Regions from separate parts of the Homo sapiens genome. Here region 2 is linked to region 1. The links are chromatin loops, found by intact Hi-C in ENCODE. Cell type or tissue: heart left ventricle. All regions are shown on one strand. Each heading gives the region's core, and the rest is flanking DNA. Links, peaks and the distances in the headings are about the cores only.

Region 1 (2,924 bases), core at 280-2,779:
AGACTAGTGTTCCCACCCACCATTCTGAATGCCTCAGTATCTGACAAAGCTCCCAGAATTTGAACCCTAGATGTCCAGCTCCAGGGCTAGTGCTCCTACCCATCCTTGGTGCTAGTTTTTAAGAATCATTCTTCCCGAGCTCCTTCCTGACCCTTCTCTCCCAACCAAGAGTCTTCCAGCCTGTGGTGTACTCTTTGCTTTCAAGCCTTTAACTTGCCTCTCCTTGGTGGATAGATTTTGGATTTTTGTCCCCATAGCCCTTCAATCTAAATACAACTTGCTTTTAAACCCCAATTTCTTTAAAAGGGCATGATGTCCGATGGTGCTAGTTTTTCCATTTTTATTTACTTAATTTTTTATTTAACTGGGGAACAATTTTGTCTTTCCTGACGTGGATATCACAGATCAGTCTTCTGGTGGCTTACTTGGGATCACTACCTGGTCTCTAAATAACTGGAAGAGTAGCTGCAACAATGTCAGTACAGCTTGCCTCCAAAAACTACCTCAAGTATCGAATACACAACAAATAAAAACTCAAAAGTGAGCAAAGCTAACCAGAAATACATTCTGGTAATACACGTAAAAATTTGGACAATAACAGCTTGTGGGAGGGAGGATATGACTAAATCTTTTGATTTCAAACAAATAACAATCACCATGAATCTAGCATTTTATTCAAAGAGCATAGAAGAGGGAAGTCATCAATGTTTGTACTTTACCACATCCATCTCTACTGTGTACCTTTCTGGGTGTGTGTTATTGCATGTGCACTTGAGCACCAATTGCTGATATCTGTTAAATGTATTAATTACTCCTGCAACCATATATACCACACCTTACTTTGCACAGTTGACTCGAGCAACATGGGTTTGAATTGTGCAGGTCTGCTTAAATGCAGATTCTTTTTTTTCAATAAATACAGTGGGCCCTCCACATCTGCAGGTTCCTCATTCTCAACCAAACGCAGATCAAAAACAGTATTCCTGGGATGCAAAACCCGTGGACACGAGGGTCAACTTTTCATATCTGTGGTTCAGCAGAACCCACTGTGGGACTTGAGCATGCATGGATTTTAGTATTTAAGGGGATCCTGAAACCAATCCTCCCCCCACAATATCAAGACAACTGTATTTGGTATTATGTTAGTTCTGTAGAAATAATATCCTTCTCTAGAAAAGCTTATAATGAAGAAAGAGAAAATTACATTCACTAACCTTATAAAACTAACTTTTAAAAATTAAATATATTCAGTGAAACTAATGCCTTTTTTGGCACTTAATAGCCTGTGTGATAACATGAAGACTGGCAGAACACATATCAAATGAGCTCAATACTTCAACTTGCTGTCGCTAAAAAGCAACAATCACGCCTGAGTAGCATGGCATATAAAACAATTTGCATCCCAATATGTGGGAACAATCTAAATTCTTAGAATCCCTAAGCAGTTTCACAGGCTCTTTGTTGGCAGAACCACGAACTGGGGAAGTCGGATATCATGCTTTTGAGATCCTATTTGGAGTTCTTCTAAATGACAAGCTTGAGCATCTCTGCATAAAACACGTGATTCATCTCCCATTTCAGTTGGATCACAGACAATCTGCTTTCTAACATCTGCCTGCGAAAATCCAGGGCAGATTTCTTAAGACTCTGGTACCAAATATGGGTTACAGAAAAACTGGTTACGTCGTCTTTATTTTACCAATAGGTGGCACTGTGGGTAACGATATAGAATCAATGTGACACTACATGAACAGAAAAAATAGAAAACGGTTATTTTTGGTGGGGGGTGTGGTGGGGAGGGGGCAGGAAAAAATATCCCATCTTGTTTAAAAGTATCTTACTCCCATAAATATTTTTATAGTCTTATAATTATTATAGTTTATATAAGTTATGCAACTATTTTGTTGTATAACTACTGCTCCTGTTTTTTCCCTCCTTCATACCTTGTTTCCAAAGTCTGTTAAACTAACCCAGTTTCACATCTAGTCAATGAGAAGGTTGAATTAGCTCAAGGGTAGAAAACTCAAGTGCCTGTTAGAGCAGGTAGCTCATTTAAATGAGTTCAGAGGTTCTAAAGTAAGAGGATAAGGATGCTAAATGGTACCCATCCAAAATAATTTCCTTTTCAATGTTTTTGTTTGTTTTCTGGTTGGTTTGGCTTAAAAAAAAAAAAAGGAAACCAAAGTAAAAAGGTCTTTGGGAACAAATTTTTGACTTCTTGATTAGATGATGTCTAGAAGTTTCTGCAGCTATAGAACACTGTAATGGATCCTAGATTCTACTAGGAGAATATATAAAATCACACATATTTCTAATCATGTACATACATGAATATGCATAATTTTGATATCTTCAATCTGTGATAGCTCTGTTTATACTTAATGTGAAACAAAGTAGAAAGATATTTCCCTTACATTAAAACTCAGGGAAATATGAAATGAATTTAGAGAACACAAGATTCAATTATCTTCCAACTTTTTCCATCCTAAGTAACAGCATCACCACCCACTTGGCTCTCTGCAGTTAGAAATCTTGGCATCATCTGCTATACTTCAATCTCCTTCACCTCTGACATTTCATCAGTCACTGAGCCCAACAAATTTTACCTCCAAACTCTCTCCCTATTCTATTTCTAATTTTTAAACCCTATGACTCCTGCCCTAATTCAAACACTCACTGCCTAGATCTCACTCAACAGACTGAATAAACCCAACTGGAGCAGTGAGTACCTGGGGAGAAGGAGAAAAATTGTGACCAACCTAGGAGGCATCAAAGCTGGAACTGAGATACAAGACTCTAAGCAATGCTTACCCTTCCAGTCTTGTCTCTTGTATGCTACCTCAACGTACTCTACATTTCCACCTTCAGTTGCGCAGCAGTACTCAATATTATTAGAACTATCCACATGACACTCTTTGATAGGT
Region 2 (2,924 bases), core at 146-2,645, 240 kb after region 1:
AGTCAACATTGTGATAACACTCTTTTGCAAAGTCAAATTTGCCAAAAATGCATAAAATGAATTAGAACTCTCTAAAAGTCTTTACAAAATGTATGCCTCCAGTATTAGAAAGGATGCAAAACTAAAATACATAGCATAGTGATGTGTAAAAGGATAATGCTGATGATTTAAAATAGTGAGGGGAAAAACAAACTTTAAAAAAAGACCTCAAAACACCAAAAAAGAAAATTTGACAAACAGTATTACATTATGGGAAATTACACAGAGGTAGTGTATAAGAGCTAGTCAACTTTCATGATCAACTATATTTTGAAGTTTTGCATTGTGATGAATAGCTGTTTGTTTATTTTCTTTTAGGGCATTGCTCACCTAGGAGAATATGTTTACATTCATGTTCTAGTGGTGCTGCTCTTTTTGAAATTCTTTGGCCAGGCACGGTGGCTCATGCCTGTAATCCCAGCACTCTGGGAGGTCAAGGCAGGTGGATCACTTGAAGTCAGGAGTTCAAGACCAGCCTAGCCAACATGATGAAACCCCATCACTGAAAAAATACAAATACAAAAATTAGCCAGGCATGGTGGCATGTGCCTGTAGTCCCAGCTACTCTGTAGGTTGAGGCAGGAGGATCGCTTGAGCCCAGGAGGTGGAGGTTGTAGTGAGCCGAGAGCATGCCACTGTACTCTAGCCTGGGCTACAGGAATGAAACCCTGTCCCCGACCCCCACAAAAAAAAAAAAGAAAAGAAAAAAGAAATTCTTCTATGATTCCATATCCACCAACATAAGCATGCTCTATCGAATCTTCCCATCTTCTGTGCCATGCTTCTATTTTGTTTTGGGTATGCAGAAATCCATTAAGCATGGACTCATATACAGGCCACAAATTTGGTGGAAACAATACTAGTGATTGACCAAAGGAAAAAAAAAAAAAGTTGCCTAAGTGTCTTTTTACCCTACCATGCACATAATTATTTACAAACTAGTCAGTAACTTCACTGGCTTCTTCAGACAAATGCAGCTTTAATTCATTCAAATCTCCTAAAATTCCATCAGCTGGAAGGAAATGGCCAGTGCAGACACCTGAAACATTTTTAAACTGAAGTTTTCGTTGTTGCCATATCATGTGGCAATCCACACATCTGAATTTTTTGCCATATGCATTGGGCTGAATGGAGAAAACAAACTATTGGTAACACCTTGAAATTCACTTTTAGAAGCCTTGATTGTACCTAATTCCAAATCTGTCATTATGGTTTGGGGATTCAATTGTAATTCATTTTCTTCTGCAAGTCCACCAAATCTTCAAATAAATGTTTATAAAGTGCTTGATTTTTTCCAGTCATTAAAACATAAATGAGGCCAGGTGCAGTGGCTCACGCCTGCAATCCCAACAGTTTGGGAGGCCAAGGCAGGAGGATTACTTCAGTCCAGGAGTTCAAGACCAGCCTGGGCAATATAGCAAAACCCTATTTTTACAAAAAAAAAAAAAAAAAAAAAGTACAAAAATTAGCCAGGCATGGTAGCACTCACCTGTAGTTCCAGCTACTCAGGCTGAGGCAGGAGGACGGATTGAGAGCCCAGGAAGTTGAGGCTGCGGTGAGTTGTGATAGTGCCACCGCACTCCAGCCTGGGCAACAGAATGAGACTTTGTCTCGAGAAACAAAAACCCATGAATGAAGCCAGGCACGGTGGCTCTTGCCTATAATCCCAACACTTTTGGAGGCCACAGCAAGAGGATCACTTAAGTCCAGGAATTTCAAGACTAACTTGAGCAATATAGTGAGACCCCATCTCAATTTAAAGAATAATAATCATCATTATTCAAAAATTTAAAAGAAGTAAATAAGTTCTAGAATTTTCAGATCCAATAAGGGCATGAATTAGGCAGAGTTGATAAGAAAAACAGTAGGGACGGTTTTGAAAGTGCCATCCATTGGCCAAAATGAAGCATGCACTAGTTTGTCTATGATAAATTTAGTGGTAAATATAGGAAATCTATCTTCTTCCAAAGTCAAATCCCTAACCAAGAATAGTTCACCATCTATGTACATTATAATCACGGGAGAAACTTCCATATCAGCAAATATATTTAGTGCAGAAGGTCACTGAGCCTGTTGAATTATTTTTATCCTATGACAAAAGGTGTTTTTGGAAAGCAAGCATGGTCCTGTGTGTAAAGAGACTGATAGTGTACACAACTGAATAATTTGGCAGGGGAGATTTCTTGTATTTTTCACCTGCTTTTTTACCCCCTCTATGATCTTTGAAATACTGGAAATATGAGGGCAGATCTTCCCCACCTAGTCCACTCAGACACACACACTAATCTCCACATCGACACACCCGTAATAATGCTTTACTGGGTTTACAGGTATTCTTTTATCCAGTTAAGTTGGCACCTAAAATTAAGTCCACAAGTCCACCCCTTATCAGTTGAAACCCATACGAAACTCCTTAAACCATACTTAGTTTCCAAATAAAGACAATAACAAGATAATAGTTTCACCTAACATGATCCAACTAATATGATGCAACTATTCTGCAAACAACAGAAAATACATTAATTTCTTCTCCAAAATTCATCTTTTAGGATTTCAACATTTGAGGTTTTAATCTTCTGGAGTGTGATTTTCAGGATTTTTTATGTTAAATATTTTGATCTTTCAAGGTTGCAGCATTCAGAATGTTGGTGTTTGGGATTTTGTCTTGGGATTGACTGGCACCATCAGATAACTTTTTCTTTTTTTTTGTCATGCTTTAAGTTCTGGGATACATGTGCAGAACATGCAGGTTACATAGATATACACATGCCATGGTGGTTTGCTGCACCCATCAACCTTTCATCTATATTAGGCATTTCTCCTAATGCTATCCCTCCCCTAGCCTCCTACCCACTGACAGGCCCTGTTGTGTGATGTTCTCTTCC

Evidence for each region. Peaks named below come from ENCODE experiments on the same cell type or tissue, not always from the same donor. Only the 100,000 strongest peaks of a DNase experiment are listed, where the experiment ranks them.
Region 2: it touches region 1 in a loop (2.2-fold over the local background); 4 of 110 quality-filtered maps call a loop at or near these places.

What each region holds. Positions count from the first base shown.
Region 1 is chr10:51,959,373-51,962,296 of GRCh38, reverse strand. All of the region lies in intron 5 of PRKG1 (protein kinase cGMP-dependent 1), which reads right to left. Among named protein-coding and RNA genes, the nearest start is that of CSTF2T, 260 kb to the right of the region's middle. In heart left ventricle, for the core only: a CTCF peak has its summit at 1,701 (motif pointing right); no DNase peak of the experiment used is centred there.
Region 2 is chr10:51,723,441-51,726,364 of GRCh38, reverse strand. The region is part of intron 3 of PRKG1 (protein kinase cGMP-dependent 1); the gene reads right to left. Among named protein-coding and RNA genes, the nearest start is that of CSTF2T, 25 kb to the right of the region's middle. In heart left ventricle, for the core only: no CTCF peak of the experiment used is centred there; no DNase peak of the experiment used is centred there; H3K27ac peaks cover 969 bases.